Linked DNA regions of Homo sapiens: region 1 is linked to region 2. A link is a loop called in an ENCODE intact Hi-C map of the cell type or tissue named here. Cell type or tissue: ascending aorta. All regions are shown on one strand. Links, peaks and the distances in the headings refer to the core of each region. The heading gives the core; the rest is flanking DNA. Region 1 overlaps CAMTA1 (calmodulin binding transcription activator 1). Region 2 overlaps CAMTA1 (calmodulin binding transcription activator 1).

Evidence for each region. Hi-C counts contacts between places; a loop is a spot of excess contacts. Peaks named below come from ENCODE experiments on the same cell type or tissue, not always from the same donor. Only the 100,000 strongest peaks of a DNase experiment are listed, where the experiment ranks them.
Region 1: a loop joins it to region 2, with 2.0 times the contacts of the local background. A loop is called at or near these places in 1 of 110 quality-filtered maps.

What each region holds. Positions count from the first base shown.
Region 1 is chr1:6,909,403-6,925,959 of GRCh38, reverse strand. All of the region lies in intron 3 of CAMTA1 (calmodulin binding transcription activator 1), which reads right to left. Among named protein-coding and RNA genes, the nearest start is that of CAMTA1-AS3, 97 kb to the left of the region's middle. RefSeq lists enhancers at 15,869-16,369, 16,370-16,557. In ascending aorta, for the core only: no CTCF peak of the experiment used is centred there; no DNase peak of the experiment used is centred there; H3K27ac peaks cover 977 bases.
Region 2 is chr1:6,853,332-6,869,888 of GRCh38, reverse strand. The region is part of intron 3 of CAMTA1 (calmodulin binding transcription activator 1); the gene reads right to left. Among named protein-coding and RNA genes, the nearest start is that of CAMTA1, 76 kb to the right of the region's middle. RefSeq lists an enhancer at 1,812-2,544. In ascending aorta, for the core only: no CTCF peak of the experiment used is centred there; DNase peaks (open chromatin) are centred at 5,549, 9,221 and 9,690; H3K4me3 peaks cover 415 bases; H3K27ac peaks cover 6,058 bases.

The DNA of each region.
Region 1 (16,557 bases), core at 4,031-12,030, 57 kb before region 2:
TAAGGAGAGGAAGTCAGGTCCTCAGGGTTACAGCTGGAGCCGGGAGGGGGAGGAGGCCCCATGCCTATCCTCTTGCCCTACTACCCTGCCTCCTGGTGATGGATCAGCCAGCGGACAGCTTAGGGCCCTATGGCCTGCAGGCTCCAGTGACCTCACACTGTCAGAATGGAGATGCCTCTTGGGAAGAGGTATTGAAAAGCCAAGAAAATAAACAGTGGGACCAGGGCTCCACTTATGGGTGCCAGGATTCCCCAGCAAAGTCTCCACGGGGCTAGTTGCTCCTGGGGCTCAATAGTCCAGCCTCTCTGCAGAAGGAACCAGAGAGGGTACCAAGGAGTGGCTGGAGGGCAGAGACCCCTCCCTCAGCTACCTCCAGGCTACAGGGACGCACTCCTCCCCATACTCCAAGGCGCCGAGGGGAGCAGGAGAGGAGGCACTTGGAAAGATCGAGCACAGCCTCAACACAGGTTACCTCAAGAGGCAATTTGAGCCATTCGATTAAATCCACCAGAGTGGGCCTAAAATGTAGGACCCCCAAGCCTTTCCCCCTCGAAAGCGAGGTCAGGCCACTTAGAGAGAAAGGGAGAAGTGACCCTTTTTTTGCACGAGGCACAGTGTGAGGACACGTGTAACCCCATGACGCGCAGGGGAGGCATGAGAGACAGGAGGGCTGCTGGCGGCTCTTGGCCCATCAAGAAATGTGGGAAAGAGGCCTGGGCCAAGGCGAAGCTTCTAGAGGCCTCATGGCCCCATTCCCCCTAGAGACAAGGCAGGGATGGAGCAGGTTCAGAAATGGCTTCTCCAAGTCCCCATGCTCAGGAGGCCCTTCTGCCCTTGGGCCCCCTGCCCACTGCCCAGTGTGCAAGGCTGGTCAAAAGCAGGGCCCAGTCACTGGCAGCAGCCCCTCCTCAAGGCTCCAAGGCCAGATAAAGTTGTCAGCACACCGGCCGTGAAGGGCCAGCATAGCCAGTCAGCTGTTTGTAGCCACAGCACAGTCCCCCCCAACCATATCCAAGAAAGCTACACCAATGTCACATGAAAAAACTCCCAGAGAAATCAGACCAAGAGGCAAATGTGGGCTGCCAGAGTTCATCAAAATCACTATTTGCAAGATTCCTATCTGCCCTACTCAACGCATTTCAATTCCGAAGTGCTAGATTCCCCGGTATAGTAATAGAAAGGGTATTCATAGGCACTCCGGCTTCCAATAAGATGCAAAAACTTAGCTCGCATTTTTTAAAGTTTATAAATAGCCTCGGAAAAGAAGCTGGAACATGCTTCTTAGTAAATACAGCTGACCCATTTTCCTCATTCTTCACCAGGAATAAAGCGGCTGTTACCACGGAAAGTACAGAAGAGTCTAAATATATATTTCCTCCTCACAGGGACCCAGATCAGAAAGGCAGAGTCGACACTCAGTGGGTGAAAGAGGGAGAAGCCAGGCCAGGGAGGGCCGCCCCTGGTCACCTCCCTGCACCCCAAGGGGATGAAAGTCGTGGAGCCCTCAGCCCCAGCTCAGGGGTGGGGTGGGCACCACTGACTCCAGGACCCTGCAGGAGGCTGCTCAAGGTCCGCTCAGCAAGCCCCTCCCAGCTGGCCTGACCCCCTCCCAGCTGGCCTGACCCCCTCCCAGCTGGCCTGATCCCCTCCCAGCCTGAGCCCCTCCTGGCAGTTTGGTTTTTCTCCACTCGGCCTTTGCACCATCTTTATGTTTCCAGTCTCCCCAGCTAGAAGGTAAGCGCCAAGAGAGCAGGGAGGCTTCCCTCTTGTGCACTATTCACACCCAGTCCCGGGAACAGTGCCTGGCATGTGGCAGGTGTTCAATAAATATTCATGACATGAACAAAGTCATGCCGTGTGGCCAGCCAGGCTCAGCCTGCGTTCCTAACAGTCTCTTACTGACTCTGGGTAAGCCTCCATTTTCTTCTTGTGGACACAACCAGGTAGCCCCTTCATTTTGGAAGTCACAGACCAGCCTAATGGTCTTGGGCGAGTAATGGGGGTTCTCTCTGGTGAATTCTACACCTTGGGGAATTGTTTTTCCCCTTCCTTTTGCCAAGAGCTGTGATAGAAAACAATTATCCACCAAATTGGCAGGTCTAGGGGATTCAGAGAGAGGACATCACCTTCTTGGCAGTCTCATGGGAAGGTAAAGGTGTCTATCTGTTCACTGCCCTGTTTCTAGAGGCGTGCCTGACATAGGACAGGTGCTTACTATCCATGAAAGAAGGAGAGGATCTAGGACATTGGTCACTCACATGGACTCCCCGCTTCCCAGGCTGACCCCAACACCCCCAGCTCACCGCCACAGGAAACCACCAGTGTGGCTGCCCTCTTCCTGCATACCAGAAGCCCCCAGCCCCGCCACCCTCCATTTCACACCTGTGGACCTTGAATAAGCCAGGCCTCCCTGGAAGCAACAAGGAGGGCTGCCGGCACTGAGCCAGGGGCTGGGCCTCGTGGCTTTGGGATGGTCTAGTTCTCTTCCTCATCTTTCAGAGAACTCTTACAATAAACCCCTCTAAACAGGAACCTTGAGGGCATCTCTGTTCCCTGAAACTGAAAGCAGGTAGCCCACACCCAGGAATGGGGATTGAAAAGAGATCAGTGCTCCCCCTTCCCACACTCAGATCCTAACAGATGGCACAGGGATGACCCGAATTGGATCACAGATACTCAGGAGTGCAAACTGGGACCCCTCTCGCTTCCACATACCACTGCAGCCATCACTGGTCGGACAGCACCAGCCAGTGCTATCTATGCACACAGCAAGCGCTCAACAAGTGCACAAGTGTGGGAGGCTGCTTTCTGATGAAGAGTGAGTGCCTGCAATTCAGAGAGTTTATGCTGTCTTCCTGAAGTCTCTGTTCTTTTACTGATCATTTATCTAAATCGACTTTAATTCATCATCTCAACTAGATCATAAAACAGCTTAATTGATACTTATTTGATGGAATCTACCTTATTCGTGAAATTTATCACTTCATACAAGTGCAAGCAGGGACCAGGAAGCAGAGCTTGCCACCGTCACCGGAGTGATCCTCCAGCAGACTCATTCCTGGAACACTTAACGGAAGGGGGTGTGTTCCAAGATCCCAGCGCTCCAAATTAAAACCTGGCCCTCCCTAGGGCGCTTTGGACTTAGCCTATTGGATCCACACTGTGGTTTTAAAACATGTCTGCAAATCCTCTGGCACTCCTCCCACCAAGAAGTGGAGGCCAATTCTCCTCCCACTGAATACAGGCTGGCCTTAATGGCTCACTTGTAACTAATAGAACTCGGCAGGAGGGATGCCGTGTGACTTTCAAGGCCAGTTCATGAAAGGCAACACAGCATCCACCGGCTTTTCTCAGGACATGCATTTGAGGCCCCAGGGGAGAAATGTGGCTGTCCTGCAGCCGTCATGCTGAAAACCACATGGAGAAAGGGATGCCAGAGGAGCCCTGGCTGCTCTGTCCCCAAATGCTTGCATCTTCCCAGACCCACTCAGAGAAGCCTTTAAGATGACAGCCCAGCCACTATCTGACTGCAACAGCACTGAGACCCCAAGTGAAGCTGCTTGGGCCAGCCCCAGAACCAAGAGAGGTGATAATAATAAATGACTGTTGTTTCACACTGCTGAGTCAGGAGAGATTTGTTATGAAGCCAGAAATAACTGAAACAATACACAAATCTCACTAGCTGTGGACCCTGGCCAGGTCCCTTCCCTCTGCACCTGCTTTTGCTCATCTGAAACTAGAGGCCTGGGGACCCAGAACAGAATTGTGTGAGTTTTTGGCAAAAAAAAGAGAAATAAGGAAAAAGGGGGAGTTAAAAAAACAGGTATAGTGGAGCAAATCCTTCATAAAACCAATTATAATCAACTGAAGAAATATTTTGTATCTTGAAATGATGGCCTTCTTATATTGTTGGTGTCAAAATATTCTTTCCTTTATTTCATTTTATGAAATGATGATACAGTAGCTGACAACTGGCTTTTAATGGCCTCATTTGGTCAAATCAGAAGTTGGCCATCCTGGGTCAGCCCCACTGATATGGTTTGGCTCTGTGTCCCCACCCAAATCTCATCTTGTAGCTCCCATAATTCCCATGTGTTGTGGGAGGGACCCAGTGGGAGAAGACTGAATTAGCGGGACGGGTCTTTCTCATGCTGTTCTTATAATAGCGAATAAGTCTCAGGGGATCTGACGGGATTATAAGGGGGAGTTTCCCTGCACAAGCTCTCTTTGCCTGCCACCATCCATGTAAGATGTGACTTGCTCCTCCTTGCCTTCCACCATGATTGTGAGGCCTCCCCAGCCACATGGAACTGTGAGTCCAATTAAACCTCTTTCTTTCGTAAATTGCCCAGTCTTGGGTATGTCTTTTATCAGCAGTGTGAAAACAGACTAATACAGTAAATTGGTACCAGTAGAGTAGGGCATTGCTGAAAAGATACCCAAAAATGTGGAAGTGACTTTGGAACTGGGTAACAGGCAGAGGCTGGAACAGTTTGGAGGGCTCAGAAGAAGACAGGAAAACGTGCAAAAGTTTGGAACTTCCTAGAGACTTGCTGAATGGCTTTGACAAAAAATGCTTAATGATATGAACAATAAGGTCCAGGTTGAGGTGGTCTCAGATGGAGATGAGAAACTTGTTGGGAATTGGAATAAAGGTGACTCTTGTTAAGTTTTAGCAAAGAGTGGCATCTTGCCACATTTAGCAAAAAGGTGGCATTTTGCCCCTGCCCTAGAGATCTGTGGAACTTCAAGCTTGAGAAAGATGATTTAGGTTATCTGGCAGAAGAAATTTCTAAGCAGTAAAACATTCAAGATGTGACTTGGGTGCTGCTAAAGGCATTCAGTTTCAAAAGGGAAACAGCATAAAAGTTTGGAAAATTTGCAATGCAATTGAAAAGAAAATCCCATTTTCTGAGGAGAAATTCAAGCCTGCTGCAGAAATTTGCATAAATAACGAGGAGCCGAATGTTAGTCCCCAAGACAATGGGGAAAATGTCTCTAGGGCTTGTCAGAGGTCTTCATGCTAGCCTCTTCCATCACAGGCCCAGAGGCCTAAAAGGAAAAAATGGTTTCGTGGGCTGGGCCCAGGGTTCCCGTGCAGTGTGCAGCCCAGGGACTTGGTGCCCTATGTCCCAGTTGCTCCAGCCATGACTAAAAGGGACCAAGGTATAGCTCAGGCTGTTGCTTCAGAGGGTGGAAGCCCTAAGCCTTGGCAGCTTTCACACACTCTAGAGCCTGCAGGTGCAGAGAAGTCAAGAATTGAGGTATGGGAACCTCTGCCTAGATTTCAGAAGATGTATGGAAATGCCTGGATGCCCAGGAAAAAGTTTGCTGCAGGGGTGGGACCCTCACAGAGAACCTCTGCTAGGGCAGTGTGGAAGGGAAATGTGAGATTAGAGCCCCACACAGAGTCCCTACTGGGGCACTGCCTAGTAGAGCTGTGAGAAGAGGGTCACCATCCTCCACACCCCAGAATGGCAGATCCACTGACAGTTTGCACAGTGCACCTGGAAAAGCCACAGACACTCAACAACAGCCTGTGAAAGTAGCAAGGAGGGAGGCTGTACCCTACAAAGCCAAAGGGGCGGAGCTGCCCAAGACCATGGGAACCCACCTCTTGCACCATCGTGACCCAGACACAAGACATGCAGTCAAAGGAGATCATTTTGGAACTTTAAAATTTGACTGCCCTGCTGGATTTCAGACTTGCATGGGCCCTGTAACCCCTTTGCTTTGGCCAATTTCACCCATTTGGAAGAGCTGTGTTTACCCAATACATGTACCCCCGAAGCATCTAGGAAGTAACTAACTTGCTTTTGATTTTACAGGCTCATAGCCAGAAGAGACTTGCCTTGTCTCAGATGAGACTCTGGACTTGGACTTTTGGGTTAATGCTGAAATGAGCTGAGACTTGGGGGGCTGTTGGGATGGCATGATTGATTTTGAAATGTAAAGATATGAGATTTGGGAGGGACCAGGGGAGGAATGATATGGTTTAGCTCTGTGTCCCCACCCAAATCTCATCTTGTAGCTCCCATAATTCCCACGTGTTATGGGGGGGACCCAGTGGGAGATGACTGAATTAGGGGGGTGGGTCTTTCCCATGCTGTTCTCGTAATAGCGAATAAGTCTCCTGAGATCCGACAGTATTATAAGGGGGAGTTTCCCTGCACAAGCTCTTTGCCTGCTGCCATCCGCATAAGGTGACTTGCTCCTCCTTGCCTTCCGCCATGATTGTGAGGCCTCCTCATTCACGTAGAACTGTGAGTCCAATTAAACCTCTTTCTTTCATAAATTGCCCAGTCTTCGGTATGTCTTTATCAGCAGTGTGAAAACAGACTAATACACCCACCAGCGTTCTGAAATTTGACTGGTCTTCATCATCAAGGTTTGGGAACACCCAGCTAGCTGGTCTCAGATCACTTCCACATCTGAGAAGTGGACATTTCTGAAATTCCCTGTAGAAAGAGGAGATCTACCTCTTAAAATATACTCTACAAAAACTTGCCCTGGCTTGTCAGCTCAGACACCTAGCTCCAGCTTCCAGCAGCTCACTGGTCATGGCTGTCGCACACCCTTAACACAGCCCCACATGCCCATCCACCAGAGGCAGCATCCTCCTGCCTCAGAACCCCTGACTTGCCTGCCTTGCCTCTGGGGCCCACTCCTCCAGCCAGGCCCAGCAGGGCTGCAGGACCCCTGAGGGGATAGAGAGGTGAAGGATCAAACAAAAAGAATTCCTTCAAACCTGAGCAAAAAATGCCTTGCTCCCTAAGCCACGTCCCTCCTCCTGCCAGCATCTGGCCCTGTCAGAGGCAGGGCGGCTCACCACGGAGAGAAACACACAAACCTCCGGAAAAAGGTGTCAGCAGATCTGCACTTTCCAAAAACAGAGTGTTTTCAGGTCACAAAACAGAAAGACGCCAGCCCAAAACCACTGTGGGCTTCATTTCAAAAATGGTAAGGAGGCCTTCCAATGTTCAGCTCTTTGGCTTCTAGCTTGCAGGGTCGCCTCTCCTTTCTCTGTGGCCTGTGGTGCCTTTGGAGCGGCCACACCCTTGAATTTGAGGCCATGAGAGCGGCTAGTTCTGCTGGGCCCGATTCAGACCCTCCTTTCTTCTCTGCATCAAGTGGCAGCAAGCCACCCTCCAGCCACAGGGTGACAGGCTGGGGGAACGCGGTGGGCATGACTGAACTTGAGTGTTTTCTAACTCCCCAGGCGTCATCCACCAGGAAGTCCCAAGGAGCCCAGCCTCCCCTCCCTCTGCCCAACTCCTGTCATGGGCAGAGATGTGCAGCGATCCTGGGCCTGAGGCCCACGGGGGAAGTTCTGAGTTCCTCGGGAGGTGCTGTCGGCAAGGCAGGCTGGCGTTGATGGTTTCCCAATGCCAGATAAATACCGTTTTGAAGCCACAGTATTTCTCAAGCACAAATAGTACAGTAAAGCCGAGACATTTATATGCAATTGGGAGACATTTATCTGTGACAACATTCTATTCCAATGACTTTTCTATTACTGCCAATGATTAATGATGTAAATTCTGTCACTTGGGATGATGGATGCAGGGCAGCTGAGGGGCCTTTGCATAGATTACCCAAACTCTGTCTGCTCATTGGCTCCCAGGACAAATGTGGCCTGTGCTTCAGTCAAGCATAAATGTAAAGTTCTTTTAGATTAAAAAAATATTATTCTTCTTCAGTACTCTCCAGAAGCAGCTGGTTTAGGGCTGGGTGAAAGGTTTCTCCTCCTCCAATATGTCTTCCCTTTTCAGTGCCAGGGCTGCTGACATGCACTCCATTTAGGAATAATTGCATAATTCTTCCCAAACAGGAGCATGGGAGGCCTTCACCATTAGGAGCCACAGAAGGAAAGTTAGAGACAAGCAAGCAAGGCCCAAGAACTTGGGCATTTGGGGCCTTCTAGATGTGAGGCCTAACCCAGCCCCACCCAGCCTAGGTCCCAGACAGCATGGACACCTCTTGCCTCTCCACCTTGGTCATGTTGGTCCAGCTACCTGGAACGTCTTCGCTGTGACCCATGGCCTCCACCTGCTGAAATACTGTCCCTTGTTCACAGCACCAAAGATGGCATGTAGATGTCCCCCCCCGCCCCCGATGGGTTTTGCTTCTGCCCTTCCCCTCCTTGCTGCGTCTTTCTCGGGGCCCCCTCCCCCACCCCACTCTGCCCTCTCCTGTGGGTCTTCCTCTCTACTCCCAAATCTGTATTTCCTGGGCTATCCTTGGCTCTGAATTTCAAGCCCATAAATCCTACTGCAAAGCCGCACCTGGCTGTCTCAGGGCGGCCTCCAACTGAACTCTCCTCTGCTCCTCCTGGGTCATGGCAGTGGGTGCCAAAACAGAGACCTCAGGGCTGTCCTTAACGCCTCCCTTCCCCCCACCCTCAATGTCTGATCGATGGCCAAGTCCTACAGATTCCTTTTCTTACCAATCTCTTGAATCTGTCACTTCTCTCCAGCTCCATTGCCACACTCTGGGCCAACTGTCACCTAGGTTAATAATTGCAAGTTCTTGGTCTCTTAACAGTTTCCTCGCATCCAATCTTGCCACCCTGGGCTTCTCCAAGTCAGATATCTCATCAGCTGGCTCTCTCCTAGGCCCTCCACGGCACTTCATTTAAACCACCACGGCTTACCAGGCCCTGCATCCCGCCCACCTGCACACAACTCCACCCTCATCCTGCACCAGCCACACCCTCATTCCCCACACTGCAAACCCTCTGGCTTCCTCCAGTGTCATGAACAGGCTCATTCCCCACACTGCAAACCCTCTGGCTTCCTCCACTGTCATGAACATGCCACTCTCTCCCTGGATGCCATCTCTTTATAGGGCAACTCCCTCTGCCTGGAACAATCTTTCTCTCCCTGGCCCCCTTCACCTGGCTAACTCTCACTCATCCTTCATGTCTCAGCTTAGACACCACTTGCTCAGAGAAGTCTTCCCTGACCCACCCCACACAGACTACGTGGGCTTTTCTATGAGCTCCAGAATGGCCTGTAATTGTCCCCTCATGTACCTCAACAGGCCTCCGCCTCCCTACAGTGGAAGCTCACGGCAAGCTCAGGTCCACATTGGTCTTGTTCATCACCTGTACAGCTCAGCACCTGCTATGACATCTGCACGGAATAAGTGTCCATGACGTATCTATCTGCTCAATGGGTGAACAAAGCAGAAAACGTATCTACTGTGAGGCTACTTCCCCATCCCTCCCTAGAGTGCCAACTCCTGGAGGCCCAGGACCACAACCAGTTCATCTCTGGATGCCTAGGGAGCCCACCATGGGTCTCACACAGAGCAGGTGTTCAGAACAAGCTTGTGGAGAAAGTAGGAGAGAAGAAAGAAAAATCCTGATATAAAAGCACATGGAACCTAGAAAATCAGTGGCCTTATTCATACAGCAAAGTGATAAAAGTTTAAAGAAGGAGAGAGAATTGATTTGGAGTGTGCAGCAAACATGAGGGCCTGTAAGTCAAGCTGCCGTAAATGCTGGGGGAGAGCAGCCTGGTTTCCCTGCAGAAACTCGGAAAGCAGTTGTCATTCAGAGGTGGGGCGGGCCTTACAGGAACTCGGCCGGCGGCTCCTGGATCTGGATTCCTGGCACTCCTAACTCAATTTGGCCATCGTCTTAGTGTCCTTTCTTGGAAAACGGATGAGCTTTCTACTCTGTGATGCCCGGGAAGCGCCCTGGGCTCTGCGCTGACAGGTGGTGGAGCTGAATCCAGCCCAGGCAGGGTGAGACCCGGAGGTCTCTGTGGTCCTGAGGATTCCCACCCGATAGCAGGAGAAAGCAAAGAGGAAGAACACAAAGACATCACATGCCCCTGGCTCCCTTCTCGTCCCCTTCTCTGGCAGCCTGGTCGCCTCTGAGATGTCTGCACCTGGGAACAGACCGCGAACAGCACTCACAGGCATGCCCAGGAGACTCAGGGCTCCACCACCCACTCCAAGTGCCAGGGACCCACCAGAAAGCAGCTAGGGCACATTCAAGGGCTCCTAATGCACAGACCCCAGGGGATCAGTCCCCCATGCTGAAGTCTAAGAATGACCGATGGTGGGGTCAGAGACTCAGTTGTAGGATAGACGGTCTTGGAGAAGTCATCAGGGCCACCCCTGTCTGCAGGCCCCAGTCAGAGAGACAGGCTTCGCCAGCATATAGGATCACTGCTTGCTTAGAGACCATGAATGCTACTGACTCCATCTTCCTCACCACGCCAGTGGCCATGGCTGACAGGGCTGGAAACCAGAGGCCGGCTGCTGCTTCTGCTGTGATTCTCCTCCCTCTCCGGCAAGCCCTGTGATGAGCCCTCCACTGCACAGCCCTCCCTCCCACAGTCCTCTCCTTCTAGACCACGTTGTCCACTCTCTCTAGCTTCAGGCTGCACTGCTCCCACCTTCTTGAACACCTTGGCTCCACTAAAACCCTTCCGGCCTGGCTTCTTCTCTTCCTGTGAAATTTCTCAAACCACAGCCTGTACCAATGCCCCCACATCAGGAAGCTGGGCAGGAAAAGAATTAAAACCCAAGTCACCAAGAAGACAGGACAGGGAAATTATAAAATGCAGAAATCCAGGGTACTTATGAAATTACTAGATTTCTTGGCTGAGTGAATGCACATACCTAACCACAAAAATTATTTTCCAAGTTTGGCTTTTAGGTTCCTGGAGTGAAAGGAGTAAAAAAATCTAATCTCTGAAACCTTCATAAATATATGCTTTTCTTTTTTAATGAAACTACTTAGACGAATCCACTTTTGCCTGACAAAGTAGAGGAATCCAAAGTGTCTGGATTTTAAAAGCTTCCATTAAAGTGGCTTTTCTTTTTTCAAAAAGTAATGAATTGAAAAATAAATCAGAAGGCTTAATTAAGCCTGAGGCCCGTAAGAGGCAGCCAGGGCAAAGCTTCCTGACAAGCCCACAGAGCCAGAGCAGGGCCGAGCCTCCCGCTCTGCTTATTCTTGAAGCAGCTCCGGCCAAAGGCATGCCTTTGAATCGCACAGAATTAGAATTCAGCAGTGATTCTTTCAGGCAGTACAGTGTGTCTTTACTGGTGCTACAGCAGGCTCATAAATTAAGATTAAAAAGTTGGTCAGATGGAGACAAAAACGTGTTTCTGGGGAGAGGAGAAAAAAACGCAGAGTAACATCCCAGAGTCTGCAGGCTCCCAGCATCTCCCTGGCCACATGAGCGCCTCAGCCCAGCTAAACTAAAAGCCCCTGGCTCGTTCAAGCCAGACCTGGCCTTAAAGAGGGAAAAGGTCTCTGTCCCAACCATGTACATGTGCCACCCCTTCCTAGGGGCCTGCCTGGGAATAGGTTCCACCAGTGGGTAAACAGCACCCCACACAGCCTAACCACTAGTCGGAGGCCACAAAAAATGGCCATTGCATGGCCACTAGCTAGGGCAGCCGATAGCCGTGTGTGCATGTGCCTGTGAGAGAATCCGCCTCATCTCAGAGTACATATTCATTTATTTGAAAGCCTTATATAGCATCTGTTAAATATATCAAGTGCACAGAGGTAGAACAGTGAAAAAGTCAGAGATGGCCAGGTGTGGTGGTTCACGCCTGTAATCCCAGCACTCTGGGAGGCCAAGGCAGCAGATCACCTGAGGTAGGAGTTCAAGACCAGCCTGGCCGACATGGTGAAACCCCATCTCTACTAAAAATACAAAATTAGCAGGGCTTGGTGTCAGGCATCTGTAATCCCAGCTACTCGAGAGGCTGAGGCAGGAGAATCACTTGAACCCGGGAGGCAGAGGTTGCAGTGAGCCGAGATCACGCCGTTGCACTCCAGCCTGGGCAAAAAGAGCAAAACTCTATCTCAAAAAAAAAAAAAAAAAAAGAGATGAGCCCTGCCTTTTTGCAACCTACATTAATGTGAGGGAGGCAGATGCTCAAATGGATCATCTTAGAAATAGGTCGGTGTGTTTGTGCCCAGTGTCCCAAAAGCAGTACGAGATGATATGAGTGAAGAAGCTGGCCTTGTAGCCTCTTTACTCCTTTCTCAGGACACTGATGGAAATCCTGTGCTCCAGACAAAAATACTACTCATTTGCCTCCAAATTCATCATTACCTGCTCCTACGCCTGTACTCATGCAGTCCCTTCCACCAGGAAGGCCCCCATCTCTACCTTTCAAACATCCTACTCTGCCTTAAGAACCCACATCCACGCTGCCTCTTTTGTGATGCATCTAGTAGTCCTCTCCTCCCACAATCTCCCTCCTGAGGACCTTCCTCAGCACCATCTCTGGAACTGAGCACAGGGCCTGGCACAGCACAGTTTGTGCTGAATCAAACAGAAACGCTCATCCATAAAGCTACTTGAAAATACTCAGGAAAAGAAGAGATCAGCACCCAGGGCAGGAAGAAACTTCTGGGAAGAAGTCAATCTGAGTCTATGCAGGAGGAAGCTGGGGGCAGGGGGAAAGGGAGGCAAGGTACCCCACGCAGGGGGTCAAGCAGGGTGCTGACCACTAGGGGAAGAATGCCTCGTTACCATGATGGCTCTGCTGGGGAGGGCACCCCAACAAGGCTGGAGGGCCAGGGAACCCCAAAAGCAGGCAGATCTGGGAGGTTTCTGCAGGCTCCTCAGCAGAGCTCTGACCGTCCTGATGGAAACAGTCTGGCCATGTGGCACTGCACACACTGGGTCAGAGCAAGCGGAGGGTGGGGAGGCCAACTCACCCTCCAGGCCAAGGGGACTTGGGGCCAAGCAGTGGCCGCCAGAGCAAAGACAGGGCATGGACCTAAAGGAGAAACTGGCCTCTAAAATACGACCCCTTCCTCCACATCCTTTTGTCCCCAGAAGTGTTTACAAACATGAAGAGGAAGGAAAGCACTTAGGGAATTTATTTAGAGTGGAGGAACCTGAGCACAGATCATGTAAATCACTCAAGGTCACGGCATGCTGATGGCAGCCTGGGGAGACCAAGTTGTAGCCAAAAACAGGGAGGTGCTGGCAAGGCAATAACTCCACGCTGGGCGCTGGAGTTCACAGGGCCTGGGCTGGGTTCAAATCCTGCTTCTGTGACTGGCCACACAACCTCCTGGTGCCCAAGCTTCCCTCCCCACACAGTGGAAACAGAAACAACTCCCAGCTGCCGACTGGGTAGTGGGAGGATTCAGTGACGGGCATGGAGGCGGGCAGCACGCCTGGCTCCCAGCTCAAGCTCAGTGTGGGGCAGTATGACAGCGCCTCCCCTGTGAACTGGGGTAGTCTTCTGCTGAGAGGGAGGCAGAGGTGGGGCATGAGGGAGCTGGGAGCAGGCATCCGCCTGGAGGACAGGCTGCTGGGAGGGCCGACCAAAATCCTCCTCCCCTGCGGAGGGACAGAGCCCCTCCCTAAGCCAGACAGTTATCTAACGGAAACATGAACTTCTTTACTATGGCATGAGAAAGACCAAGGTTATTTTGAAAAGTACCAAGAAATGTTAATTCCCCGGGGCTCTTTATGTAAAGACAGACTAAAATCCAGAGGATAGAGTGGTCCCCAGGAGACTGACAGGAAGAAAGCCACTTTAATATTTCATTAGTGTCCCATTAGCAAGACAACACACATTTTCACACTTGGTGACTTCTTGGGAATAATTTCTCATTCAGAAACAAAGGGGGATGCTACTGCTGCTTACCCCGCTGGCCTGCTAAGCATCCTGAAGCAGCCAGTTGGAAAGAACTTGACCTTCAGGGTTACAGCTACTCAAGCCAATGAACTCCATTGTGCAAGACTTCCTGGGGAGGCTCCTATGAAACCCACTAATCCAGGGATTGAAAGCCAAGCAATTGAGCTGCAAAAGTAAAGCAAGTCTGTCTTATGTTCCTTAAGCCAGGCTCACACTGCTCAGCCCTCCAGGCCTGTCACACTAGAGCCACCCACCAATCCGGGGATCCTACAAACAACACCCTTCAGCTATAGCCTGAAAAGAAGGGAAGGGAGAGGGAAGGGGAGGGAAAGATAAGAGAAAGAAGGGAAAGAGAGCAGGGATTCAGGAAGACAAAGGGAGTTGATCTTAGCAGCTAGCATTGTGCAGATCACTGTCACATTCAGCTGCTCATCAAATATCTCCTGTGCCCTCAGTGTGTGCCAGGAATATGCTTGATGCAGGGCTCGCGGAACAGAGCCCGCAGACAGCAAGCGAGGAAACACATGAGGGAATCACTCGAAGTTGTTAATTTAGGTTCCACAAGAGACCAGAGAGGTGGTTCTCGGCCTTCCCATTTTTCAGATGAGGAGCTCAGCCAGCACCTTACCAGCGGGGTTTCTGGGGGACTTGGTAAAGGGAGGGGTGGATCTGGCCTCGGACAGGGGGCTTCTCAGCCCTATGAAGGTCTACCTGTCTTACAGATCATTTACAGAGATGGCTCAAACATGAAGATCATTTACAGAGATGGCTCAAACATGAAGATCATTTACAGAGATGGCTCAAACACAGGAAGATCACTTACAGAGATGGCTCAAACACAGGAAGACACTGCACAGGGCCTTTGTTTTCTGGTTTCTGGCTTTGTGGCTCATATCTCTCTCTCCGTGTTGACGATAATTACTCACAGGCAGGAGGATGGCTCAGCCCCTTCTCCTCATCCCCCACAAGGTCACAGGGAGGTCGAAGGAGCTGACACCAGGTACTGTCCTCTCAGCTCCAGTGGGCTTCTTCATGCAGGTGGCCTCCTGGGCCCCAACTCCCTCCAAGGACCACCTCACAGAGCCAGCCTGCCATTTGCCACCAGCTCCCAGTCCTGAGCTAACGTCCTCACCACGTTCAAGGAGCAGAGGGCACCTGGTCTCCAAGGACACCCTCCCCTCTTTCCCTCCAATTTGGTCTATTAACTTAAAACAAAGGAAGCTGGCCAGGAGTGGTAGGCACAGGGGATGTCTGAGAGGATGTAATTAATGCAGCTGCTCCAAACGGAAGGTAACACCTTGTCTCCTCATTAGCAGATGTACTGCAATTTAGGATGACATCCTGGACGCGAGCAATGGGGACACACAGCTCCCTGGCAAGTCCACTCCTTGCCCGCCACTTCCATTTCCTCACTGTTGAGCAATTATGAACAAAGCACCCCCAGCAGAAGGTTCTGAGCTGCTGAAGTCCAGCCACAGGGTTCTAGCAGCCCAGGGCCTGGGTCCAAAGCTCCACGGATCCAGCAACCTTGGGTTCCCACATATAGCCCCAGTAGGTGACAGGCAAGCACACCTCCGCCTTTGAAATATTTCCTCATTAAATATTCAGCATGGGTTCCTGACCCTGTTTGCTGCGCTCTATAAACAGAAAAGGCACAAGATGGACTGCAAGGACACAATGACCTTCCCAGATAGTGACATGTTGGAGGGACTCAAGGTATGCAGAGACCCGCTTTCCAACAGCTCAGGCCCAAGTCAAGTTACATTAGCATTTTCCTTTCAAGAAACAAGACCAGCATTTCCCTCCCCACCCTGCTCCCCTCAAAAAATGAGCTGAGCCTCCAATGTAGCAAAAACATTTCAGTAGAGGGAATGAACCCTGCAAAGTTACGTTCCAGCCTGGCTAAAAAGAAGTTTGGGGCCACCCAGGTGACTCTGTGCCTATGCAGAAGCTGAAAGAAAACTGGGGTAAAAAGAAGAAAAAAACAGTTGCCATACTGGTGTTTTGAGACTACAGCTTCTCCTTTCAAACCAGCAGGTCACCTAGATCAAGCCCATGAAGGCTTTGGAATCATCTGAATAGTGAACCTTAATTATGACCCAGCAGGAGAACAATAAACAAGGTGCCCCTTGCATTGCTGGGCAGCCACCTGGGCCCTATAACGGGTACTAGTGCCTTAGCATGTCAACTCCAAGAGGACAGCAAGTGGCTTGGCCTGGACCCAAACACCTAGTCAATATATAGATAAAGCCAAAAGCAAACAAGGATTGCTGCAAATTCCACAATGGCACATTGTGAGAAAGGCCAACTGATTTTCAGGATTGGTGACCTGGACCAGGTTAGCTGCTCCAGAGAGTTCCATACAGGCTGGGCCACCCTTGGGGCAACCAGCCTAAGTACATGCAGAGGCAGGAAAACTTCCTTGGCTTCAGCTTAACACCAGAGGGGCCAAAGCCAAAAGTCACCACTATCCTTGCTTAGAGCTGAGCCTGAAAACCGGGAGACCCAGGAAGTTCACTCAGGAGTCTTTTCCCCAAGTCTTTTTGTGCACACAGATTAATTGTATCTGGCTCATCCTCAAGGTCACAGAATCAGTCCAGGACAGAGCTGAATGTACCCAGGCCACCTCCTGTGGGTCACCCCACCTGCTCCAGTTAGTCCCTCATTGCAAACTCACAGGCAGGCAGAGGCCCCTTAGGAGACCAGAGCCCTCCACGCCCCATGGGCTGCGCCAATCCCATACAGCCAAACCCCTGTGAGGCACAGCTCTACCGCCTGCTGTGTCTGCCAGCCCAAGGGTCTGCTGTAGAGCCCACTGCAGGGTAGAGGCCCCCCGCCCCAACCTGAGAACTGTTACCCTGCTGGAGATGGGCCTTTTCTGGCTCTGAATTTCCAAATTGTGCCTGCTTCCAACCTCCCTCG
Region 2 (16,557 bases), core at 4,867-12,866:
TCTATCAGCTTAATCTCTGCCAAAAGTTTCAGACACCAGACTACCTGAACGTGACGTCCAGGCAGGAATTGCTCTGAGTGCCTGAATATTACAACCAACCAAATTCCCACGTGGGAATGAAATCAATCGCCTCACCTAAATACTTAGTGGTTCTGACAAAATGGCTCCAAATGAAATGGTGCCAATAACAACATTTTAGGTGATTTCAAAAAAATCTGCAAAGGATTTTAGCTAATGTTTTCTACATGAGTTTGCTATTTAGGGAGGGGAAGGTAAAGGCTACTAGGAGTTTACTATGTCCCTCACAGTCAAGGAACCTGGAATATAATTTAATAAGTAAAAAGAAGGCTAGAAGCCATCCAAGGGGCAATGCAACCCTAGGGAGTAACTAATTCCACTTAAATTATGACAACAAAGAGCTGATTCTGAGTCCGGTCTGTTTGCTGAGGCAAGTATATAAGCCACACACATTTTCCCACAGAAATAATGCTGTAAAGAGGAATTAGACTTGACAACTGTCGATTTAACCTGAACTATTTGAGGTTATTGGGCCTGAGTAGCTTCTCTCCCCATCAAGGGCTGGCCTAAGTCTTAACTTTGGATACAAAGCCCTCTCTTCAGAACCTCCTGTCTTCCTGCCCCACTCCCAGGCGCCAGCAGCAGTGCTTCAGGATCCAAGATTATCCATCTTCCTCTCTCTTCCAGAAGCCTCCCTTTCTTCAATAAGGCACAGTCAGCTCATGACTATGAATGGACTGAATTAATACACACCAGTGCATGAACAGACTGAGCCTGAGGGGTTTTCATTCACCCCAAACAAATCCCCAACTGGCAGAACTACCAGGTATTTTTAAATCAAAGAGTACAGAAAGCTAGTCTAGCTCAAGGAAGACTTTTTACATTACAGCTTGTCTCTTTGTAACTAGTAAGTGAATTAGACAGGAAATACTCAAAGACCCTAACCAACCCCCAAAACCTTGCATAGGATACAAGCTATCCTTAATCTAAAACTGGAAATCTACTCTACACTGCCCTATCTGTGAGTTACATGGAGGCTGAAAGAAGAAACACACCAAGTTTCACTTTCACAAGTCCATCAAGTCATCAGTGTTACAGCAAAGAATATTCTTCTAGGGAAATTATCACCCATATTAAGCTCTAACTACCTGGACAACATTTTATAGGGATACCTTTTCCAACAAACTCAATTTGTATTCTATGTTAAAAATCTTCCCCCCTCCCTCCCTGCCCCACACCAAGGAGTAGTACTTTAAGCACAGGGAATTGGTTCACTTCTCAACTAAACAGACAAAGAACAAAGAATGTCATTTCTAGTAAGGTTAAATCATGACAGAAATGCCGCCATTTTCACCTCAGGCATATTACTTTCAAAACAAAATACATGGAAGAACTGTAAAGAAATGAAAAACAAAGAGCCAAGAAAATGCAGAGTCATAGAAGCTAAAAGGAGACAGCTGAAGAAACCCATTAAAATAAAACCCTATACAGTCGTTTTTTAACCCTATACAGTCGTTTTTTGTTTTGTTTTGTTTTGTTTTGTTTTGTTTTTAAAAAAAAAAAAAAAAGAGTCTCGCTCTGTCACCCAGGCTAGAGTGCAGTAGCAAGATCTTGGCTCACTGCTGCCTCCGCCTCCCAGGTAAAACTTTACACATTCTACTAACTCTTTACAAGATCGCTGTTAACTCAACATTATATAATGCTTTCTGCAGCAGAAACTAACCTCAGCAAGTATATTCAACAATTAAAAAGAACTACCCAGGCCAGGCACGCTTCTGTGGCTCACGCCTATAATCCCACCACTTTGGAAAGCAAAGGCAGGAGGATCACTTGAGCCCAGAAGTTTGAGACTAGCCGGGCAATATAGGGAGATCCCATCTCCACAAAAAATTAACATTAGCTGGGTGTGGTGGTACATGCCTGCAGTCCCAGCTACTTAGGAGGCTGAGGCAGAAGGAACACAAGCCCAGGAGGTGGAGGCAGCAGTGAGCTGAGACTGTGCCACTCGCTGCATTCCAGCCTGGGTGACAGAGCAAGACCCAGTCTCTGGGGGAGGGAAAAAAAAGAAAAAAAAAGAGGTGATTACAATGAGAGCAAAGTTTATTATTTTTAATCTATAAATATAAATAAATCAATCACCAGCATGCCATTCAACAACAAAAAAATGCACTTGAGCTATGTATACACTACAGTTAGTGGGGATTACATTTTTATTACCATTTCATGTTAGAATTCATGTTAGTCTTTCTAGCATGATAAAAATGCCATCTATTGAAAAACCAAAGAAAAGCGCAGCCTTTGGCTTTCATGTCTGTAGCTCACCCGCAAGTGGCCGGCAGGTGCTGTCCTCCCTTTCTCTCCCTCTCCTGCCAGCAGGCACCATCTCCACCTCTATTCCAGCCTTTCCGAAAATATATTTCCTGTCAAACTCTTCCAAGATGGTCTGTTCAGAGAATCTGTTTCTCAAAACTTTCTATAAATATTACAGCAACCTATACCTACAATCATATTATTTCCACAATACTCCTCAAAAAGAAAAAAAAAGCGAAAACTACAAGTTAAATATCTTTCTACCTAGTATTTTATCCTCAATAATGTAACTTTTTTTTTCCCTAAAAACATCAAAGCTTTCACAAAAGGAGGAGAAGGGTGGGCAGAAGGAATCGCAAAAGGCACCAGGAAACTTTGGAGAGTGATAACATGCTCATTATCATAGTATGGTAATGGTTGTGCGGTGTATACAGATGCACACTTGCAAAATGTACAAGACAATGCACAACTTAGTATGCCAATTATACCTCAACAAAGCTGCTTAAGAATGGTGGGTGGGGAGCCTGAGACAAGAATGCTGCCCTCTCCGCGTGCTTTAGGCACGCAGCCATGCTGTGGCCATCCACACAAAGGAAGCTGAGAGATCATGGAGAAGCACACGGGAGCCGCCATCCCTGAGCTGCTTGTCTTCTTGTTACATGAGACAATAAAAGAATCCTCAATGTTTATGAATATAGAAATACATAATAAACACATAAATGCTACATATTTAAAACCCTTAGTATTGATTACTAATTTTCAAATTAGCCACAAACCTGAAATTACCATATTTTCCAAAGCAAAAGTCCGGGCACAGTCTGACATAGTTTCGCTAAAAAGAGACTATCTGAAATCAGCTTTAGATATACTCCTATTTTTGCAACTGACATGCTAATCCACAAAATATGCTTAAATTTTTTTCTTCCGATTGGCCTGCTGCATTGCACCAACTCTATCATAGTCTAGACCCACTCATTTCTCGTGCTACCCCACTACCCACTAGGGAAAAATGATCATAAAATACAAATCAAATTCCTCCCAAACACAAATAATATAAAAAGTAAAACAACAGGGAGACAAATTCACCGACTGTTGATTTTATTTCCACATTACTTGTTTTTAAACTTACTAGCCAGGCATACCAGGGTTCACTTTCATCTTTCCACTGGCTTCCTGTAGGGCAGTCTGGATCATCAAGGAGTTGACATTTCCCATTCCCTCTATTCACTGATTCTCAAACTTCAGAATGAAAAAGAATCCACTATCTAAATAACATCACTTGCAAAAATGTTTTCTAAGTCCTACCCCTAAGAGATTATAATGTGGGGTACCAAAGAAGTGGTTAAGGAATTTACGTTTTTGATAAATCTTCCAGGTGAGTCTGATTACAAGTTCACAATTCTCACTTTAAGATAAATACTGCCCAGATGGGTCTAACTTCAAACTTCATCCTCCAGTCCCAACATATACCCTCTCTCCTCAACACAGGCACCAAGTCACAGATGTCAAAGCTGCTAAAATGTGAATAAAGAAACAAATTCAAGTTGATAATAGCTTAAGGTAATCGTCCCTCTAAAGACTATTACATTTTTTTAAATGCCAAGATACCTAAAAAGTCTTTACAACTTTAAAGAATAAAGCCACACTGGAAGATGGGGTAGCTACACAGAATGTAAGGAGTCCTTTCTGGGCTTTAAAATCACGCCGTCCTTGAACCTGGGTTCAGGTTATAGCTCTCCCACTTACTACTTCTGTGCCTTGGACAAAGTATTTAATTTTTCAACTAAGGTCTCACTTTCTTCATTTACAACATGAGAACAGTAACATCCCTACCTCACAGAGTTGCTGTGAGAATAAACAAAAATAATTAATGTAACTACTTAGGCTAGTACTCAGGACCTCAAAGGCAAAAACCATTAGTTCTGTGATTACTATGATTATACTGATCCTCTTACATTCCTTTTCTTAGCTGATTCTTTCCACAACTTACAAGGGAGACAATGCTGCCCACATTTTTGCAGACGGGTAGAGGTTAAGCTCAAGAGTGCAGATCTTAAAAATGGTAGAGCCAGAATTCAAACTAAATCCGCCCAAATCTATCCTAACCACAACTGGAAATGCTGAAGGATCTATAAGTTTCTCCCTCTCCCTCAACAGGCTCACTCACAAGCCCTCATAACCCCACACTCTGCACTAGGCCTGGCAGACCCAGGTTCCCAGTAACTGTCTGGTGAATGAGAGAATGAATGAATGGGCCCTCAGGAGTGGCAGAGGCTGAACACACTTTCTAGATCCACTACTGTACCCACCACAGCACCTTATGTGACAGATTTAAAAGAATACATGTGGGATTTAAATCAATGGACTAAGAAAAATAAATTCAAGTACTTTTTTGCATACTGGCATGCTAAAAATGAAGAGTGTTTTCCATTCAAAAGATAAAATCCACCCATTCAGGCTGGGCACGGTGGCTCACACCTGTAATTCTAGCACTTTGGGAGGCCAAGGAGGGAAGACTGCTTGAGCCCAGAAGTTTCAGACCAGCCTGGGCCACATAGTGAGACCCCATTTCTATTAAAAATGTTTTAATTTTTAAAAAATTTCACCCAGTCAACAAATACTTATCAAGCATCCACTCTGGCACAGGCTCAGTACAGGTAACAGGGACACACAGTGACATGCCGAGGCACGTCTCAGCCTTGTCCACCCCAGCACTGAGGAACAATTCCGACATAGAACAAGTAACTCCCAGCATCAGGGGTACAGTGTGGCATGCTCCAGAAACACCCAGCAAGAGTGCCCCATGGACCCTGCAAGTGGATGGGAAATGTCCCCTGAAGAAACAACATGTAAATGGCATGTAAGCTGGGGTCCCAAGGGAACCAAGGTGGAGGGCGACCATCATTCTAAGCAGAGGCAACGACATGTCTAAGGGAGCTGAGAGTGTTGAAGGGACTCGGGCAAGAAACCGGTGGCTGGAACAGAGGACAAGGCGAGAGGGGCTTGGCAGGAGATGAGAGAGGTGACAAGAGACGAGCTTAAGCAGGCCTGGCAGACTGTGTCTAGAAGGTGGGGTGGTATCTCAAGTACAACAAGAAGCCGCTCAAAGGCTTGGGAACAAGAGTACCACTGACCAACTGGCATTTGAAAAGGACCACATTGGCATCTGGGTGGAGACTGGGCTGGAGAAGGCAAGGGCACAAGCAGGGCATGAGTCAGAAGATCGCTCAATACCGTCTGCGCACAGGCAATTGTGGCTTGGACTGCAGCAGTGGCTGCAAAGAGTGACTTGGACAGAATGGAAATTTATTTGGGAAAAAGAACCAGCAGGAATTGTTTTGGATTCAAAACAGATAAAAAGAAGAGGAAAGTGTCAAAAATGTCAGTAATTTTACAGTGAAGAAATCTAACAAACACTACCTCAGCCAGGTGATCAAGGTTAATATCATCAGTAGTAAATCATGTTGAGAGCAGGTACCCTTGATATGATGTGATGAGAATGGTACTTTGCCGCTGTGGTCTTCCTTCCCCAAAACCCATTATCCAAGTCTAATCACGAGAAAAACAGTAGACAAATCCAAATTGAAGAACACTGTATAAAATACTTAGTCTGTCAAGGTCAACAAAAACAAGAAGAAATCTAACAAACTGTCAGTCTAATGGAGCCTAAGAAGATATATGACAACTAGATGTAACGTGGCATCCTGAATGGGATTCTGAAAAAGAACAAGACTTTAGGGGAAAATTAAGGAAATCTGAATGAAGTGTAGAGTTCAGTGTAAATAATGTGTTGGTACTGGTTCACTGGTGTGAAACATGTACCACAGTAATGTTAGCAGGGGAAACAGGTGTGGAGTGCACAGGAACTCTCCTTAATATTCTTCAGACATTTCTATAACTCTGAAACTATCCTAAATTAAAAAGTTTACTTTAAAACTGATCCCTGAAATTTGACTTGATCGCCTGGGAGGCTCAAGTACCCTTCACTGAGAACACGGAAGGGGACGTGGGAGGAAAATCATGAAGCTCTATCTCAGACATGAGGCTGGAGCACCCATCAGACACTCAGCATAGACAGCAAGGAGGCAGCTCTGGAGTGGGGCTCAGCAAAGAGCTCTGACCTCATGAAACAAACCTAGGAGCCATCAGCAGATTGGATCTCTGTAAGCAGATGGGGGTCACCTAGAATAAGAAGGAATATAGAGAAGGGCCTGAACTCACAGGGGTTGGGGAGGGAATGGGGAGATGGTGGTCAAAGGGTATAAACTTTTGGTTATAAGATGAATATTTTCTGGGGCTGTAATGTACAGCACGGTGACTACAGCTAATAATACTGTATTGTTTATTTGAAATTTGCTAAGCAAATTAATAAGCAGATCTTAAGTGTCCTCACTCCTCTCCTCCACCATACACACACAGTAAAACACCGTATAGTGAGGGACGTGCTGGTTGATTGTGCTAATCATTACACAATGTACACACACATCAAATTACATTGTATACTTTGAACATATACACCTTTTACTTGTCAATTATACCTCAACAAAGCTGGGGGAAAGTTTATCATTTCCTTCAGAAACAAATTAGTGTAATTCTGATGATTTATATTCTTGTCACCTTTTTTCCCGAAGAAAATAGTTATCTTTTTTGGGTAAAAGATGAGATTATTTGATTAAGCTTTTTTGACTCTCTTCTTTCCAAAACAAGGGAAAAGAAAAGAGCCTCGCTCTAATTGCTGAGAAATACCCACATTTAATGGTCACAGACAGAAGGCCCAGGGTCAAGCTCTGGGGAAATTCCACCTTTAAATGATGCGAGAGGAGGGTCACAAAGGAAATCTCCTAAGTGGGAGAGAAACAGGGGGCATGCACCATCCCAAGAGCCAAGGGAGGATGGCACAGCCAAAGTGGGTGAGTATGTCTGAAAAATCATTAAAAAGGAAAAATGTTCCTTCTACTTAATAGTGATCTAAGAAAGAAGGTTTGGCGGAATAATGGAAGCTAAATTCAAATTGGAATAGTTAAAAAATGAAAGAAAAAAAACAAAACTCTTTCAAGACGTCTGGCTCTCAGATTTTACACCTATGTTCATGGCATTATTCAAAATACCCAAAGGCTGAAACAACCCATGCACCCATGGATGGATGAACAAATCAACAAAATGTGGTGTGCACATAACGAATTCAGCCTTTAAAGGGCAGGAAAGGCTAACACATGCTCCAACATGGACGAACCTTGATGATATAAGGCTAAATGAAATAGACCAGTCACAAAAAAAGACAAATACTAGGCTGGGCGTGGTGGCTCACGCCTGCAATCCTAGCACTTTGGGAGGCCGAGGCAGGTGGAACACCTGAAGTCAGGAGTTTGAGACCAGCCTGGCCAACCATGGCCAACATGGTGAAATCCTGTCTCTACTAAAAATATAAAAAGTAGCCAGGCATTGTGGCAGAAGCCTGTAATCCCAGCTACTCAGGAGGCTGAGGCAGGAGAATAGCTTGAACCCGGGAGGCAGGGGTTGCAGTGAGCCAAGATTGCACCACTGCACTCCAGCCTGGGTGACAGAGTAAGACTCCGTCTCAAAAAAAAAAAAAAAAGACAAATACTATATGACTTCACTTTATGAGGTACTTAGAATAGTCAAATTCATACAGACAGACAGTAAAAGGGTGGTTGCCGGGGGCGAGGGGTAGGGAGAATGGGGAGTTACTGTTGACTGGGTACAGAGTTTCGGTTTTACAAGATGAGAAGAGTTCTGGAGATGGATGGTGCTGATGGTTGCACAGCAATGTGAATGTTTAAATGGTTAAGACAACAAATTTTATATATGTATATTTTACCACAATTAAAAATTTTTTAAAGCAGTTTGGCCAATCCATATCAAGCTACAATGACGTGTCATGAGAAAATTTTAAAGTTGAAGAACATTAGCCTACAGCAGCACTTCCTAAACACTTCCCTACTGACATGCAGTTCAATGTAAATGGGTTACACGTGCCTTGTGAGGGGAACTAAGCCACGCTAACCCCTGACCAGTGGTTTCTGACCTCAAGGATACTCATTCATTCTCCAGTACGTCCTACAAATATTCTTATTTTTAATGTGTTCTAAGATGTGAGAAGTCATGGCTGAAGAAGTATGGGTTAGAGATCATTTCAATTCCATCTCAGTGACAAGAAAAGTTGCTTTAGTTTTCGTTAACCTACAACTTCTGCTGCCAAAGGACAAAAAAGATGATGTGATCTTACTGAAACCAGTAACAGAGATGTTAGACAAATGAATCTCTACTGTAAAGTCACACTCCATGGCCAGGCGCAGTGGCTCATGCCTGTAATCCCAGAACTTTGGGAGGCCAAGGCGGGCGGATCGCTTGAGGTCAGGAGTTCAAGAACAGCCTGGACAACGAGGTGAAACCCCATCTCTACCAACAACACAAAAATTAGCCGGGCGTGGTGGCATGTGCCTGCTACTTGGGAGGCTGAGCCACGAGAATCACTTGAACCCGGGAGGTGGAGGTTGCAGTGAGTTGAGATTACACCACTGCACTCCAGCCTGGGTGACAGGGCAAGACTCTGACCCAAAAAAAAAAAAAAAAAAGTAAGTCACACTCCACTTCTGACAGTTTTTTGGTTTTTTTGTTTTGTTTTTTTGAGATGGAGTCTCACTCTGTCACCCAGGCTGGAGGGCAATGACACAATCTGGGGTCACTACAACTTCTGCCTCCCGGGTTCAAGCAGTTCTCCCACCTCAGCCTCCCAAGTAGCTGGGATTACAGGCATGCACCACCACGCCAGGCTAATTTTTTGTATTTTTAGTAGAGATGGGGTTTCACCATGTTGGCCAGGCTGGTCTTGAACTCCTGACCTCCAAGTAATCCGCCCACCTCGACTTCCCAAAGTGCTGAGATTACGGGTGTGAGTCATTGCGCCCGGCCCTGATAGACCTTTAAGAACAGAATAGGAGCAATACTTTCCTCTTTACAATATGTTAGAATGACAAAAACTAAATCAGTGTATAAGGAAAGAAAAAACAATGTGGTAATTTTGTAGGCACAGAATAAACAGATCAATGAACAAGGAGTTCAGGTAAAAAACCACATATTTGTGGAAACTTAGCACATGGTAATGGCAACATCTCAAATCAGTAGAAAATGATCAATGACTCAATAATAACCATCTTATTTGGAGAAAAATGAAATTAGAGCTCTAACTCATCCCATTCACATATAAAAAAAGTTCAGCTATATTAAACATCTAAGGATAAAAATTCAAAACAAAGAAGAAAATCTAGGGAGAATACTTAATTACTGGTGTGGGAAAGACCAAGTACACATGCCATCAAGGCCAAAAAGATTCAGAGTTTGGGAGCATGACTCATAGGATTGGCATGAGGACATAATGAGTTAAGAAAACTAAGACTGAAATACAGATGACTAAAGGGAGAAATATTATACATACTTCTTTTAAAAGAAAAACAGAAATCAGAAAGAAAAAGAACGAAGAACCTACTAGAAAAAAAGACTGAAGACTATTATAAAAAGTAACATATCCAAAAAAATAGCATAAATGGTCAAACCATGCTAAATTGCAGGAATATACAAAGAAATGTAAATTAAAAGGAGATCTGAGTCTTCTACCTGTTGGGCTGAGAAAGGATTTAAAAGACTGACAACACTTACCATTGGTAAGGGTTTGGGGAAATGGATGCTCTCACTTTTAGCTAATGAGAGTCCAAATTGGTATTCTACAACATTTCTTTTCTTTTCTTTTTTTTGAGACACGGACTTACTCTGTTGCACAGGCTGGGGTGCACTCGCACGATCACAGCTCACTGCAGCCTCGACTTCCTGGGCTCAAGTGATCCTCCCACCTTAGCTTCCCGAGCAGCTGGGACCACAGGAACGCACAACCATGCCCAGCTAATTTTGTTTATTTTGTGTAAAGCCAGGTCTCCCTATGTTGCCCAGGCTGGTCTTGAACTCCTGGGCTCAAGTGATCCTTCTGCCCAGACCTTTCAAACTGCTGGAATTACAGGAGTGGCCACTGCACCTGGCCTGGTACAACATTTCTAAGGGCATATGTCAAATATTTACACTCTGACAAGCACTTCTGTCCTAGAACATAACTGGAGATGTTAAGTGCATCACTTATTGTAAGAGCAAAATATGACGACAACCAATAAGGGATTGGCTGAAAACTTTTTATGGCATACCCGTGCTATGTCTTTATGCACACACATACCCACACACAGGCACTGACACAAAAATGTCCACAACATGGTGTATAAATGGGGAGGAAAAAACAGGGAAGCTGTATATGATTCCTCTTGTATGTACACTCAAACATATATACATACAACACACACGCGATTTACACAAGCATTTGTAAAGTCCAAAAAAGGATATAAATCAAATTGCTCACAATGGTTATCTCCTAGGATGTACAATTTTAGGATAAAATCAGTTTATAATCTCTACACTCCTGTTATTAGAATTTTTCAAAGACCATTTATTACTTTTATAAGTATATATTTTACATACACTGTTGTAATAAAATATAATAAGATAATTTCTATGGGAGGGGACAGCAATCTATGGCAAAAAGGACATAATGATTTGTATGTTCCCTTTCTTCATTAATATGTAAAGTCCTTTAACTATAAGGCAGCTTCCAGTTATGACTGAATGGTCTTAAAACATCCATATTATTTTTTTAGACAAAGGAATGCTCTATACTGCACAGTCAGAAGTTAGATCTTCCTGAGTTATGGCAAAGTTACGACACTGGGGTCCTCATATAAAAGCATAAGACTCAGCAAATAGAGGACAATCTTCTTCACGCATGCATAAATTAGAAGGAGCTACAGCCTGTCAATACGATTTCAGACACACAAAATCATTGTGAGGCTAAACTTAGCAGAGACCCATGAAAATACCCACTATAGGATCAGACCAATTAACTGATCAAAAGAGTAGCTGCAAGAAATTTAACTTATTTAATATATAACCACACCAGTATAATGCCGGCTAAACTGGTTTCTGTAATGGGCATAAAACAATCACAACACCCCCCCCCCAACACACACACACACACCACCACCACCACCACCACCACCACCACACACACCACTTTAAGGATAATGCTGAAAAGACAGGTTGTAACAGAACCTCAATATACAAAGTGATATGTAATCTCAATTTTATTGTAATAATACTGAAAACAGTCACTTCTTAAGTGGGTAATGTCCCTAAGGATAAGTAGTTCTGTAAACTATATTACTGTGTCTAAGAAACATACAGTAAACAAAATGAATGCCATGAAACAAAGCTAATTCAAAGAATTCAAAATACAATTGAACAGTTAAAATCCTTTAAAAGCAAAAACAACTGTAATTTGAATTGGAGATATCAGTACTAACATCCCTACAATATGTCTTCATTTATGACTGGCCTATCTTTCTTTCTTCAGTATCCCACTCCTCATTCCTTCCCATTCCTGGGATCCTGAATCATTAATTCATTCGCACAGCAATTCTTTATTGAGCATTTACTATGTGCCAGGCACCATTCTAAACTGGAGATGCAGCAGTGAGTAAAACTAAAATCTCTGCCCTGGCATATCTTGCATTCTAGTGGCATCAAATCCATCAGTGCCACCCACAACATAAAATTACATCCTTCTGGCCGTCCCACCTCAACATCCCTAGATCTCCCCATTAATAGGCTTTTTTTTTCTTTTTACAGTGCACTCGGCACATGATTTGATTTTCAGTGTCCCCACTTTAGAACATTAAGCTCCAGAAGACAGGAATGTTTTTTATGTTTTGTATGTTCCAAGAGCTTAGAGTATTGCCTGTCATACAGACATTCAAATATTTGTTGAGTTAACGAATGCCTTCTCTTCCCTCTATGGTCTAGCTCTCTCTCCCAATGAAAGTTGCTCACATCTATCCTACTCTGTAAACAAAACACATGTCCTTGTCCTACAGCCCGACCCTACCTTGCCTGCTACTTTCTGGCTTCTTTGAAGATGCAGAACTGCAGTAGTCTGTAGCAACTATCTCCACCTCTTCACTTTCACTGCAACTGCTTTGGTTTTGTTTGTTTGGTCACCAAAGCCTTCTTCATCTGCAAATCCAAACTTATTTTACTTTTTTAATTGAACAAGTAATTCGTATTCACTACAAAAGTACACAGAAAATGGCATCACATGCCATGTAATGACTTAAGCCAGAAACCTGGGAGTTATTCTCAATGTCTCCCTGTCTCTCCCAGCCCACACTCAATCCATCACCAGTTCTGAATGACTCTATTTCCAAACCCCATCTCCAAGCCATCCAGTTATCTCCAGCTCCACTGCTGGGCCTTGGCGCCACCTCCACCGTTAACTTTCACTGGATTCCTGCAAATTGCACCCAGTGGTCTCTCAACTTCCATTCTTGCCTCCAATCCCCTGACCACTCAGCACCCCACACGGTGGCTGTAAATAGCAAAACAGTCCAAGAATCTCCTATTTCAGACCTCTATCACGGGCAACCCTTCACAGGGACACCCTAGTTTCCAAGGTGGCCTATGGCTGTGAGTAGCATGACCCCTGCTGTGGCCTCTTCTCCTGCCACTCTCTACCTCCCCCTACCCTCTAGAGACCTCCCACTCCTCACTTCAGACATGCCGAGCTCTTCCCATCATGAAGTCTGCCCGCAAGCCTCCCCTCCATCTAGATCATTCTTCTCTGATCACTCATCTCACCAAGCTAACCTCCTCCTCATCACTTTCATCATAAAAATATCACTTTCTAAGAGAAGTCTGCCCTGGCTTCTCATCTGAATTACATTGTCCTCTCTTGTAGCAGCCTGTATTTTTCCTTCTTACACCCTTTATAGCACTGTGTAAGTATGTACCCATTCTTATAATTAATTATCTGCTCAATGGCTGTCTCCCTTTGAAAGCAAGATTTTATCTTGATCCATCTATCTATCCATACATCCATCCCATCTATCTAACCAATCTATTTAATCTATCCATCTATCCCCCCAGTGACTAGAATAGTGCCTGGCACAAAAGAGCTCAGATGAATGACTGACTGTCCTATCAGCCTATAAACTGCAAAAACAAGTTCAATGTCTATTTTGTCTGCTGTTATGTATCTCGTAACAAACACATTGTCTGGAATAGAGAAAATACTCAACATTCATTAAATAAATGCTGAATGAATACCAAAAAAAAAAAAAAGCGGCAGGGGGAAGCATCATAATTCTATCTGTCACAGAGAAAAAAAAAAAAAAACACTGGTTCCATCTTGGCCATCTTGATATATACAGCCTTCCAGATTGCTCTACATTGTGTTAATTGTATGGCGTCCAGCTCCTGCAACGCAGGTGGCTTCTCCAGTACCCATCTCTACAAGCACCTGCAGCTGCTCCAGCCTCCAGAGACTACAGCACACAACAGCAGGCCATACCCAGCAGCCAGCAGCTCCCCCCAGCATCCCACTCTGGAGGTTTTGTAGCAGGGTACCTCCAGTGAGACACCTCCCCATGAAGAGCTTTTGTGTGGCGCCCTAGTGAGCAACTTCTGGCAGGTATCAGAGGGTGGATTTCCATTAAGTTCCACTAGTATGACATGCCAGCAACTTCTTGGCCATGCAGTAAACCAGCCATGCCCTCTCTGGATGAGGTCTGGATCTTGGTCCTGGGGGAAGGAGAGACTCTTCCTTGCAGACTCTACCTCAGCCCCAGGGGCAGCAGTTGCTCTGTTTATCTGCTATTTTCATATTCTTTACAATTCTCTTCACTTTTCACTAGCCTAACCAAATCCCTCCTTACTTCGATTCCCTGTTATAATTAGTAATTATCCACATTAAACGCTGCTTTCAATTTACTGGTGATGAAGTTTGAATCTGTGTCCACACCCAAATCTCATGTCCACACTGTAATCTCCAGTGCTGGAGGTGGGGCCTGGTGGGAGGTGACTGGATCATGGGGGTGCACCTTCACGAATGGCTTAGCACCGTCCCTTTGGTACTGTTCTCATGATTGAGTTCTCAGGAGATCCGACTGTTTAAAAGTGTGTAGCACCTCCCCTCCTCTCTCTCTCTCTTGCTCCTGCTCTGGCGATGTAAGACAAGCCTGCTTCCCCTTCTCCTTCTGCCATGATTGTAAGTTTCCTGAGGCCTCCCCCAGAATCCAAGCAGATGCCGGCACCATGCTTCCTGAACCGCCTGTGGAACCATGAACAAATTAAACCTCTTTTCTTTATAAATCACCCAGTCTTGGGTATTTCTTTATAGCCCTATGAGGACAAACTAATACAACTGGTTTCTCTCTCCTGATTGGATCCAGATTGATACAAATTTGGAATTTGTGTTTGTTGTTGGCATATAAAATTGCAATTGTGTCCAGAATTACCTTGAATCTTGCAACCTAGCTTATTATTTATAATAAGTTATAAAGAGGTTTTTTTTAATTTTCTACATATACAATCATGTCATCTACAAAATCACAGTTTTATTCTTCCCTTTCTCATCCCTGTACTATTTTTCTTGCCATACTCAACTAGGTAGGACTTCCAGTAAAATAATAAACAGAATTGGTGACAGTGAAAACAACTTCTCTTTCCCTGTCTCAAAAGAAAACTTCCAACATTTCACCAGTAAACATGGTGTTTGCTATAGGATTTTTCTGAGTAATCTTTATCAAATTAAGGAAGTTAACTTTCATTCATAATGTATTAAGAGATTCCATTTTGAATGGGTATTGGATTTTGCCAAAGGCAATTTTTGCACCTCTGACATTATCACATGATTTTTCTGCTCTACTCTATTAATTTAGTGATTTATACTGATCAATTTTTCAAATATTAAACCTGTCTTTGTAAGTATGATATTCTGAATTTAGTCTTTCGAAATCTGTTGAGATTTACTCTATAAATCAACAATTTTGATCAATGTTCCCTATGCATATGAAAAGAATGTACAGTCTACAGTTATTGGGTGCAGTGTTGTATTTCATATTTCATTATATTCCATATTTCATTTTGAATGTATCTTATTTTCAACAGTCTTTTGTTGCTTAACAACAGGGATACATTCTGAGAAATGCATCACTAGGCTATTTCATCATTGTGCAAAGATGACAATGTACTTACACAAACGTACTTACACAAAGATGTACTTACAAAAACCTAGATAGTACAACCTTCCACATTCCTAAGCCATATGGTATATCCTATTGCCCCTGGGCTATGAATCTGCGTATTATTGTACTGAATATTGCAAGCAACTGTGACACGATAGGTATCTGTATCTAAACACATATAAACATAGAAACAGTAATGTGTTACACTATGACACTATGACATCCCTACGAGACAGGAATTTTCCAGTTCCAATAAAATCTTATGAGACCAGCATCATATATTTAGTCAGTCCCTTGTTGACTGAAACATCGTTATGAAGCACAGGACAGTAGTACGTCTAGATTACACATAAACCCACTGAGATTTCAATTAGGTCAAGTTTGTTCATTATGTTATGGAAATCTTCTATGTCCTTACTGATACTTTGTTTCTGAGTTAATGAAGACGGTATATTAAAACTTTCCACTATGAATTGCAGATTTGTCTGTTCTTTGTCATTTTTGTTAATTCTTGCTTTATGTATTTTGAGATAGTGTTTTTAGGTACATACAGAGGTAGAACTGTTGTAACTTCCTGGAGAACTGAATTGAGTATTTTACCATTATGTATGTCTTTATCCCAAGCAATTATTTCTACCCTAAAGCCCACTTTGTTAATAAAGGTACACCAGTTTTCTTTTAATGTTTGAGTAATATGGCTTTTCTACCATTTTATTTTCAACTTTTCTACATCCTTGAAAGCGGTACAGAGTTGTGATCTGCTTTGATTTTTTATCCAATTTCCCAATCTTTGCTTTTTAATTAGAAATTTTGGTTCATTTTTATTTAATATAATTACTGATAGACTAAGTTTAAATCTAACAACTTACTGTTCACTTCCTATTTTTCCCACATGCTCTGTTTCTGTTTTTGGTCGTCTTGCCTTCTTTCAGATTAATCAAGTTTTACTACTACTACTGCTGTTACTATTCCATATTTCCCCTCTATTAATTTGTTAATTACATATATTTTACTACTCTTTTAATGACTATCTTAGAGATTACAACATGTGTCCTTGACTTATCAAAGTCTCAAGTAAATTAATATTTTTACCACT